2 separate regions of the Homo sapiens genome follow, and region 2 is linked to region 1. Evidence: read pairs that join two places in POLR2A ChIA-PET (ENCODE). Cell type or tissue: IMR-90. All regions are shown on one strand. Each heading gives the region's core, and the rest is flanking DNA. Links, peaks and the distances in the headings are about the cores only. Region 1 overlaps CDC5L (cell division cycle 5 like). Region 2 has its middle 15 kb from the start of RUNX2-AS1.

Region 1 (5,383 bases), core at 255-5,254:
TGATATATTTAAAAATAGAAAAAAAAGAAAAGAAAAGAAAAGGAAGGAAGGAAAAGAAAAGAAAAGAAGGAAGGAAGGAAAAGAAAAGAAAGAGAGACAGGGACAGGACAGGGCAGGAGAGGAGAGAGAAGAAAGAAAAAGAAAGAGAAGAAAGAGAGAGAAAAAAAAACTGCCAACCAAGAATACTATACCCAGCAACCCTGTATTTCAAAACCAAATGGATGATAAAGACTTTTTCAATCAATAGCTAACTTTATCACCACTAGACCTGCATTACAGGAAATGCTAAAAGGAGTTCTTCAAGCTGAAGGAAGAGAACACTAATTAATAACATGAAAATTTATTAAAGTATAAAACTTTTTTTGTATATTTTGGATATTAACCCCTTATCCAGGCCAGGGCATGGTATATACATTGTCATATCCAAACATTCTAATACTCTAATGGCAGTGAGTAAATCAATTATATCTCTAGTATAAAGGTTAAAAGGCAAAACTATTAACAACTGAAGTGCAACAATTTGTTAAGGGAATAAATATTATATAAAAATTTTAAGTATAACATCAGAAATACAAAATATGGGAGAAAGGGGTGTAAAAGTGTATAGTTTGTGTATGCAATTAAAATTAAGTTGTTATCAACTTAAAATACCGTTATATAAGCTGTTTTATGTAAGCCTCAAGTTAACCACAAAGCAAAAGTCTGTAACAGACAGACAAGAGATAAAAAGATAAAATCCAAAGCATACCACTACAGAAAGCCATTAAGACACACACACACACACACACACACACACACACACAACATACACACACACACAAGCAAGAGAGGAGGAATAGAACAAAGGATCTATAAACAGAAAACAATTGGCACTGGTTAAGTCCTCACCTATCAATAATTACTCTGTAAATGGATTACATTCCCCAATCAAAAGGCATAGAGTAGGCCAGGCATGGCGGCTCATGCCTGTAATCCCAGCACTTTGGGAGGCTGAGGTGGGTCTATCATGAGATCAAGAGATCAATACCATTCTGGCCAACACAGTGAAATCCCGTCTCTACTAAAAATATAAAAATTAGCCGGGCATGGTAGCGGGCGCCTGTAGTCCCAGCTACTCGGGAGGCTGAGGCAGCAGAATAGCTTGAACCCAGGAGGTAGAGGTTGCAGTGAGCACAGATCGCACCACTGCACTCCAGCCTGGCGACAGAAGGAGGCTCTGTCTCAAAAAAAAAAAAAAAAAAAAAAAGAACAAGACCTTACAAAGTGCTGGGATTACAGGTGTGAGCCACCACTCCCGGCCTGGATAAGGGGTTAATATCCAAAATATACAAACAAACAAAAAAATTCAAACTACTCAATAAAAAACAAGTAACCCTATTTTTAAAATGGGGAAAGGACCTGAATAGACATTTCTCAAAAGACGACATACAAGTGGTCAACAGGTACATGAAAAAAATGCTTAACATCTCTAATCATCAGAGAAATGCAAATCAAAACCACAATAAGGTATTACCTTACACCTGTTAGACTGGTTATTTAAAAAAATGAAAAACAGTATGTGTTGGCAAGGGATGTGGAGAAAAGAGAACCCCTGTTCACTGTTGGTGGTATTGTAAATTAGTACAGCCATTATGGAAAACAGTATGGAGGTTCCTCAAAAAACTGAAAACAGAATTATCATTCAATCCAGCCATTCCACTTCTGGCTATACATATCCAAAGGAATTGAAATCAGTATGTCAAAGAGATGTCTGCACTTCCACGTTCTTTACAGCATTATCCACAACAGCCAAGACACGGATTTTTAAAATATGGTATACACATAAAACGGAATACTATTCAGTCTTTAAAAAACAGGAAATCCTGTTATTTGCAACAACAGATGGACACAGAGGACATTCTGCTAACTATGATAAGCCAGGCACAGAAAGCCAAATATCATATGATGTTAACTTGTATATGGAATCTAGAAATGTTAATCTCATAGAAGTAGAGAGTACAATGGTGGCTACCAGAGGATACTGGGGTAAAGGGTAGATAGGGAAAGGGGAGATGTTGGTCAAAGGTACAAAGTTTCAGTTAGACGGAAGAATAGGTTCTGGTGATCTATTACATAGCATGGTAATCACAGAATCATGTTTATTTCAAAATAGCTAAAAGAAGGGATTTTTAGGCTGGGCATGGTGGCTCACACCTGTAATCCCAACACTTTGGGAGGCTGAGGTGGATGGATCACTTGAGGTTAGGAGTTCACGACCAGCCTTGCCAAGATGGTGAAACGCCATCTCTATTAAAAATACAAAAATTAGCTAGGCAAGGTGGCACACGCCTGTAGTCCCAGCTACTCCAGAGGCTGAGGTGGGAGAATCGCTTGAACCCAGGAGGCAGAGGTTGCAGTGAACCTAGATCACACCACTGCACTCCAGCCTGGACAACACAGCAAGACTCCATAGCAAAAAAAAAAAAAAAAAGGATTTTAAATATTCTCTCCACAAAGAAGTGGTATGTATTTGAGGGGATTAATATGTTAATTAGCTGATTTAATCACTTCACATATGTGTATGGAAAAAATCACATCTTACTCCATAAACATATGCAATTATTATTTGTCAATTAAAATAGAACTTTTAAAAATATGGCCAGGTGCAGTGGCTCACAACTGTAATCCCAGCACTTTGGAAGGCCACGGTGGGCAGATCACCTGAGGTCAGGAGTTCGAGACCAGCCTGGCCAACATGACAAAACCCCCATCTCTACTAAAAATACAAAATTTAGCCAGGCATGGTGGTGCATACCTGTAGTCCCAGCTACTCGGGAGGCTGAGACAGGAGAATCACTTACACCCAGGAGGCGGAGGTTGCAATGAGCCAAGATCAGGCGACTGCACTCCAGCCTGAGCAACAGAGCAAGATTCCATCTCAAAAAAAAAAAAAAAAAGTCTAAGTCAAGCCCATGGGAGGTGGAGGCAGGCGAGTAACACTGCATGTTATGTGCCTTACAAACATGAGATGGATCTAAAATTAATTTAAATGAAGAAGCTCCTTTAAAACCATTCATTTCTTCAGATTTTTATAAAAGTTAAGCTTTTATTCCTCTGCAATTTACTTGAACAATAAATTCATGAAAACTGTTAATTTCCTTTATAAATGAACCTCTGATAAATCAAACCAAGTTCCATGGCAATGATTATATGTCTCCTAAGGGAGTTAGGATATACTGGTTGAAGGCAGGCAGTACAGTACAGCGGGGTAAGAGTGAGTCACTCTTACAACCCAGCATTGCTGCCCAGCTGTTTTGAGCTGATGCAAGTTATTTAACCTATGTGTCTCCATTTCTCCATCAGTAAAATGGCAGTCATTGCTACAAGTTGTTATGAAGCTTAAATAAGATCATAGACATAAAAAGCCTCAGCTGTCCAGTGCCTGGCACAGAATAAGCAGTCAACAAATGTCAGGTCTGATTACCATTATTATTTTCCAGATACTAAGAGTTCAAACATTTTGCTCTTTTCCCTAACAACTAAGGGAGTAAAAGGATGAGGCTTTAAAAGCTTCATTAAAATTCCAACTTCAATATAAGTCTATGTGGACCCTTTCCTGGAAACACAGCAAGGAAAAACAGCTGGTCCTTCTTTTAAGTGAGGAGTTTGCCCCTTGTGGACCACAAGACCAAACAACACACACTGGACCTCTGTCCTACAGTGTAAAAATAGCGTTAGAACATGGACTCGCGGTGCTTCCCAACTCTATGGGAAGATTTTCTAACCCTGAAGTTCAAATGAGGTGAAGGAAGTATCTAAGTAATTCCACTCCCAGTATTTCCCAAGAGAAATGAAAACATGTCCACACGAAAACCTGTACACGAATGTTCATAGCAACATTATTCATAATAGGTAAAAGTAGAAGCAACCCAAATATCCATCAACTGATAAATGGATAAATAAAATGTGGTATTATCCACACAATGGAATGGTACTCAGCCATAAAAACAAATACTAATATATACTACTACATGGATGAACTTTGAAAACATTATGTTAAGTAAAAGAAGCCCATCACAAAAGACCACATATTACATGATTCCACTTATGTGAAATATCCAAAATAGGCAAATCTATTGATACAAAAAGTAGATTAATGGTTTCCTAGGGGTGAGCAGGTTGGGGGGAATGAGGAGTAACTGCTGATACAGAATCTCTTTCTGAGGTGATGTAAATGTTCCAATAATGGTTGCACAACTATGTCAATTTACTAAAAGCCACTGAACTATACACTTTAAATTGTCTTAACTTTATGGTATGTAATTTATATCTCAGTAAGGATATTATAAAAATAAGGTATACAAGGAGTAGAAACATTACCTCCACAGGAGAAAAAAAAATTCCTCATCTTCAATTCTTCTGGATACAAAATGCAAAAATACTTTTCCCCAGAAATCAAAAGCAGTACTTTCTAAGTTCTAGAAAGGCAGTAGTGGGATGGAGTTAGAGTTTAAAAAAAAAAAAAAAAAAAAAAGACAAAACTTCCACCACATAAATTTTACAACACCATCAAGGAAAGAAGACAATAATTTGTACTCACTCTCTTCCACTTCAAATATTTCTGGAGTATGTCTTTTTACGCCAGTGGTTTTCAACCACAGCTAAACTTCAGAATTGCCAGTGGAGTTTTTAAAATCTACCAGCACCAGTGCCCTAACTCCAGAGACTCTGATTTAAATGGTCTCAGATCTTTGTGTCCTTAAAAACTCCCAAATGATTCTAACAGGCAATTAGGATGTCAAACTCTGTTTCAGCCAGAGTCATTACACAAGCTAGGTATCAGTTGTTTTCTCAACTATATCTACCAAAAAGTCCTCATTTCCAATAAGATATGAACAACTAAATCCATCAAGTTACATTCAAGTTCCTTCTTCTATAATTTAACATGTTCAGCCAGGCAACAGTGGTTCACACCTGTAATCCTAGCACTTTGGGAGGCCAAGGCAGGTGGATCGCTTGAGCCCAGGAGTTCGAGACCAACCTGGACAATAGAGTGAAACACTGTCTCTCAAAAAATACAAAAATTAGCCAGACATAGTGGCACATGCCTGTGGTTCCAGCTACTTGGGAGACTGAGGCGGGAATCACCCAAGCCTGAGAGGTTGGAGGCAGCAGTGAGCCATGATCGCGCCACTGCACTCCAGCCTGGTCAACAGAGAAAGACCCTGTCTCCAAAAAAGTAAAACAATTCAGCATGTTCTAAGAATACCCATTATTACATACTCCAATCACATTTGGATTCAAACACACATTCCAAAACCTTAACAGCAAAGAATTTCAAATTAATACATATAATGCTTTTTAAAAATTAATCATACGAATTAACATTTTCATTGATAACTCA
Region 2 (5,383 bases), core at 161-5,160, 1.1 Mb before region 1:
ATTTAACTCTGGAGCTTCGTCTCCTCATCTGTTAATGGGAGGTTGTGGGAGAAGAAAGAGTTCTGACCCCTATGATTGTTCTAATTCCTATAGCAGGACAAGGACTCCAGATGATCCCAGGACAGGACAGAGAGAAAATAAGATCAGCAAGCTGCCAGTAGGCTAAAATTAACTGACCCTCCACAATCTGGATTTGGCAAGTGACTGAACTTCTCTTATGTTCCTCCTCTGTGAGCTCAAACATATCATATGAAACTCTTGAGAGCAGCCCATAAAAATGATTCTAAGACTCAGGCCAAATCTGGAGAGCTATATATTTGAATCCTATAACTTCATTTCTCTCTCAAACATGAGTTCACAGTCTGCAATAAGTCCCAACATTAGGCGACGCAGGATTTTTCTTAATACATGATTATAATCTTCAAAAGCCCTTGCCGATACAAAATAAAGAGAAAAGAAGATTCCGGGAGCAGGCACCCTACAAATTTTAAAAGAAAATGAAAGGGGTCCCATCTGGTACTTTAACAAGTTGATTTGATACTTAGAAAATGATCCTTTTGGCCAAAGAATATTTTTACTTCGTGTGTCTATATAAATACACTTTTTTTTTTATAGAAAGTACATCACTAGTCTCTAAAACCAAACGTGGTTTTGATTGAACCAGACTTACATTTATTTCTGAAGCTCGTTTGCTAACAATAGAACTGGCTTTCCCATTTGCCAAGATCAATGTTGACCTGTTTTCACCTAAATTTTATAGATGTCAGAAAAAGAAACTGTTCACTATTCAGTGGCATACCCTGGCCTTTCTCAGCCACACTTGCTTGCATTTTTGCAGCTCCTTTAAATTCCCCTTGTCACAAAAACTAACAATAAGGTCAAGTATTTCAGTAAGAAATATTGAATTATTATCCAACGTTGTCAAGCAGCCAAGAAGCTACGAAAGCTAACCACGAACTGTAGAAGAGAGCAGCTTGACCTCAGGCCTCCCAGACCTGCCTCCATTGCACGGGGAAGGATTTTTGGCAGTGGGGGGCACCAGAAGGGTTGGGGAGGAAGGGGGGAGGGTGGATGAGTAGAATGAGAACTGGACGGCTCACAATCACGTCCAGGCTCTCGTCCCTCAGGAGTGTCTTGTTGCACTCATTTGCTGCTGCAAAGAGCCAGCTTTGATTTTTCTTGGAGAGGGCTCCAGGCACCCTAACATCTCAGCTATGCCAACACCATGAAGCTGCCGAGCTCTCCTGATTTCCTGGCCATATCCCTGTCCATCAAGGCTAATTTCTGTGACAACATAAACTTCACTGTGTAGCCAATAAACTCAAACCCGATGGAACTTGATGTGGCCAGGAAGGAGAATGACAAACGGGCAAGATGTCAGGGCTGGAAATATAACTCATTTCGCCAGCCAGTGGTTTGGGAGGGGTATAGATGAATTAACATGTGTGTGCATGAGTGTGTTTTATTTGTTCTAATAACTCTAATAAAGATTCCATGAATCAATAAAATAACTCTCACAGAGACAGAAATCAATGCAAGCTCCCAAAATGGGCCTCTGATAGAATCAGAACTCTCTCTCATTTTCACCCTAACCCACAGTGGCTATGGGCTCAGATCCTCTCTTACTTCAAGGGATCTGGGCTGGATGCTTGGGCGCGAGAGAGAAGAATGGCTCTCAACTGGGCGGGGAAGAGTAGCCCGCAAGGAGGCAGCGGCTCCAGGATGGGAAGTGAGGATGCCAAAAAAGCATCCCTAGGAAGGTTCCTGCCTTTCCACGAGGCTATGGGGCTTTGAAGGTAAGGTTTTCATAGTTCCAGAAAACTTCCCTGGAAATGCAAATTCACCCCTCCAGGATGAGAGTCAGGACAGGTTCATTTTATGAAAGGGGAGGTCCACGGGAAAGGGTTAGCTGATGTGGGCTTAGAGAGAGGGGAGTCCATGTGAAGTCCTCTAGGGGCATGGTGAGCCTCCAAAGGAGAGCTGTGGAGGTGTGGGTAGAGAAGACACCAAGATCCTGCTTTAAAATGTTCCATAGGATCAGTCACAAGCATAGCTCTTGTCAAGCTCTTTGAATGTGTGACCATGCAGAGTGGTCTTACCCCAACCATTTATGCTTGACAACCTTTCCTATTGAAGGCTGAAGGGTCCTTTGTGCCAAAATTATCCCTCACTGCTCTATCAAGACTCTAGTTCACTTGGTAGTAGGTACAGGGTGAGCAATCAGATAAAATACATCCCTGTTCTGTACTGAAAATTTGACATTTTATGCTGTCCTCTCAACATTTTTATATCTATGCTCTCTTTTGTTAAACATTAAAATCTCACATTTTTTCATGTTATCTGTTTTAACAACATAGGTGCTTCTCTAGGTTTTTAATTATTAAATTCTACTATTGACTATGGTTTTCCCAAGTATGACTCCTATCCCACAGAAATTCTGATACTGCCCACCCTACCCCACCACTCCACCCCCTTGCTCATCCTATCCGTGGACGTGTAGTCTGGCATGCTAAAGAATGCTGCAGAGCCTGGGGTGATTCTCTCTTTCTTTCTTCTTTCTTTCTTTTTCTTTCTTTCTTCCTTCCTTCCTTCCTTCTTTCTTTCTCTTTCTTTTCTTTCTTTCTTTCTTTCTTTCTTTCTTTCTTTCTTTCTTTCTTTCTTTCTTTCTCTTTCTTTCTCTCTTTCTCTTTCTTTCTGAAGAGCTACACATGGGAGCTCCATGCTGGCAGTACGTGTCCACTCCCAGGTGCTGCACTGCAGGAACTGACACTAGCTCAGCTTCAGACCCTGAGTGGCAAGGAATTACTCAGGCTTCCAGATCCAGCCCAGATGTCATCTTCCTGCCTTTCCCAGGACTTGCTGCCTCCTTGGGGCCCCCTCTGCCCTTGGTTCATATGGCACCTGCTGCACTGTACAAGTTTATATTTCTTTTTTCTTTTCTTTTTTTTTTTTTTTTTTTTTTGAGAAGGAGTCTCACTCTGTCACCCAGGCTGGAGTGCAGTGGCACAATTTGGCTCACTGCAACCTCTGCCTTCCACATTCAAGTGATTCTCCTGCCTCAGCCTCCTGAGTAGCTGGGACTACAGGCGTGCACCACCACATCTGGCTAATTTTTGTATTTTTAGTAGAGACAGGGTTTCACCACGTTGGCCAGGCTGGCCTCGAACTCCTGACCTCAGGTGATCCACCCGCCTCAGCTTCCCAAAGTGCTGGGATTACAGGCGTGAGCCACCGCACCTGGCTGTGAAGTTTATACTTCTGTCTCTCTGAGCAGATGGTGAGCTTCATGAGGGTGGAGATATATCTCATTCATTTTCATTTCCATCATTTCTAGTAAGTGTTTAATCAATATTTTTGAATGAATACAAATGTAACCCCTCCCTTAAGATCAGACTAGAGTTGGGGACTGAAGCAAAGCAATGACAATTATTTTCTCAAGCAAGGGATGGGGTGAAGCCACAAATTCCTCCTCCTCTTAGCTTTCCACCTTCCTCTGCCCTGTAAATGACTTGACACTTATGTCTGAGAATCACTTGGCACAATAATGGCTGTGTCTATCATTAAACAGGGGTCAGATGAACTATGTTATAAGTCTTATAACACTATACTTAATACCTGTGTGCTCTATCATCACCCCATCAGAATGGTTTTCCCCTTCTACTTTTTAAATTGAAGGGTGATATGGTTTGGCTGTGTCTCCACCCAAATCTCATTTTGAATTCCCACGTGTTGTGGGAGGGATCCGGTGGAAGGTAATTGAATCATAGGGGAAAATCTTTCCCATGCTGTTCTCATGATAGTGAATAAGTCTCATGAGATCTGATGGTTTTAAAAAGAGGAGTTCCCCTGCACAAGCTCTCTCTTTGCCTGCCACCAACCATGTAAGATATGATTTGCTCCTCCTTGCCTTCCACCATGATTGTGAGGCCTCCCCAGCCACGTGGAACTGTGAGTCCAATTAGACCTCTTTCTTTTGTAGATTGCCCAGTCTTGGGTATGTCTTTGTCAGCAGTGTGAAAATGGACTAATACAAAGGGATATTGGTTATAGGTAACTTAGATAGCAAGCAGATAAAAGGTACAATTGAGATGACAAGCCCTTTTTCAAGAATAGCTGTTATGCTTTGATTTGTTTAGGTGGCTAGGACATCATGTTAATGAAGTCAAGACTATGGCCCCATCTCTAGAGGCCAAAGCTTGAAACAGCAAATAGAAAGACCTTTCCAAGCCACTACCCTTAGCATTGATGGCAAGGGTCTGGGTGAGAAAATCCCTCTTGTCCACTAAACGGAAATCAACTTGAAGCATGTTGCCAACAGATATATCAGCTTTCTCCAGGAAGAAATGGCACTGATGCTCCTAGACTGGATTTCTCATCCTCTAAGTCAGGCCTGGTATGCTAACTTCATCTATGTTTTAAATAAAGTAACATATAACAGGTCTTTAATTAATAAGGTTAGCTGGAGCATGGTATGGGATCAGCATGTTGGAAATTAATTTATATAAGAAAGTTTTAATAAATCAGTTTGCCTAAATTTATAACAAATGAAAATAGGTTCATGAAAACTAGGACATTAAAAAAGTAGTTAATGAAAATATAATGCAGAAGGTGCTACTATTATGAAGGAAGGAAATATCTCTTACGGTGAGTGAGTATAGAAACTGCTTGAAATAGATGTCCTGACCCTTGACTTCCAATCATCTGTCTATGGGGTGATCCTTCAAAAGTGATTTGACCTCTCTGGGATTCCATTTCCCCATCCTCTACAAAATGACCATTTTGCCAGTTCTGCAGTAAACAATGGACCCCATTCTCTTTCTTAATGTTAGACAGACTCTAGTCTTTTAAAACTCCCCATAATTTCTCCATTCCAAAAGCCATTCCAAATCTATAGGTAAGAGCTCCATGGTCCTTCAGCAGACCATCTGGCTGGCAATATATTATTGTCCCAAGTTAAAGAGAAGGTCAAGAGAGGTTAAGTGGCTTGTTCAAGGTCATGCATCTAGTTAGTAGGGGTTAAGGATCTGGAACCCAGAACTTTTTGCCACTTTCTGATGTCCCCCTTTCAATACACTGCTCAACCCCTTCAGGGAGAGTTGGCTTCATGGCTGCTACAACAGGGTGGAGAAAATGGAAGAGTAGATTTTCCCTCTTTGACTGTATGAAAATCACCCACTTTTAGAATACCAAACCACCCATATATGTGGTGGGAATGAAAGTCTTGTGTGACTAAATATAGATGCCAAGTACCTTACAAATATTTGAGTGTTTGCTTTAGGAAATGAGAAATGGAAAATGAAACTGGCTATAAACAGAAATCAAAACTGTCTAAATTCTCTCTATAAACTAATTACTACTTTTAATATCTGTTTTTTGCAATCTC

Evidence for each region. Peaks named below come from ENCODE experiments on the same cell type or tissue, not always from the same donor. Only the 100,000 strongest peaks of a DNase experiment are listed, where the experiment ranks them.
Region 2: POLR2A ChIA-PET joins it to region 1 with 8 read pairs; 2 of 35 experiments call an interaction of 5 or more read pairs at or near these places.

The regions. Positions count from the first base shown.
Region 1 is chr6:44,437,796-44,443,178 of GRCh38, reverse strand. All of the region lies in intron 14 of CDC5L (cell division cycle 5 like), which reads right to left. Among named protein-coding and RNA genes, the nearest start is that of MIR4642, 4.8 kb to the right of the region's middle. In IMR-90, for the core only: no CTCF peak of the experiment used is centred there; a DNase peak (open chromatin) is centred at 3,278.
Region 2 is chr6:45,558,884-45,564,266 of GRCh38, reverse strand. No RefSeq gene overlaps it. Among named protein-coding and RNA genes, the nearest start is that of RUNX2-AS1, 15 kb to the left of the region's middle. In IMR-90, for the core only: no CTCF peak of the experiment used is centred there; no DNase peak of the experiment used is centred there.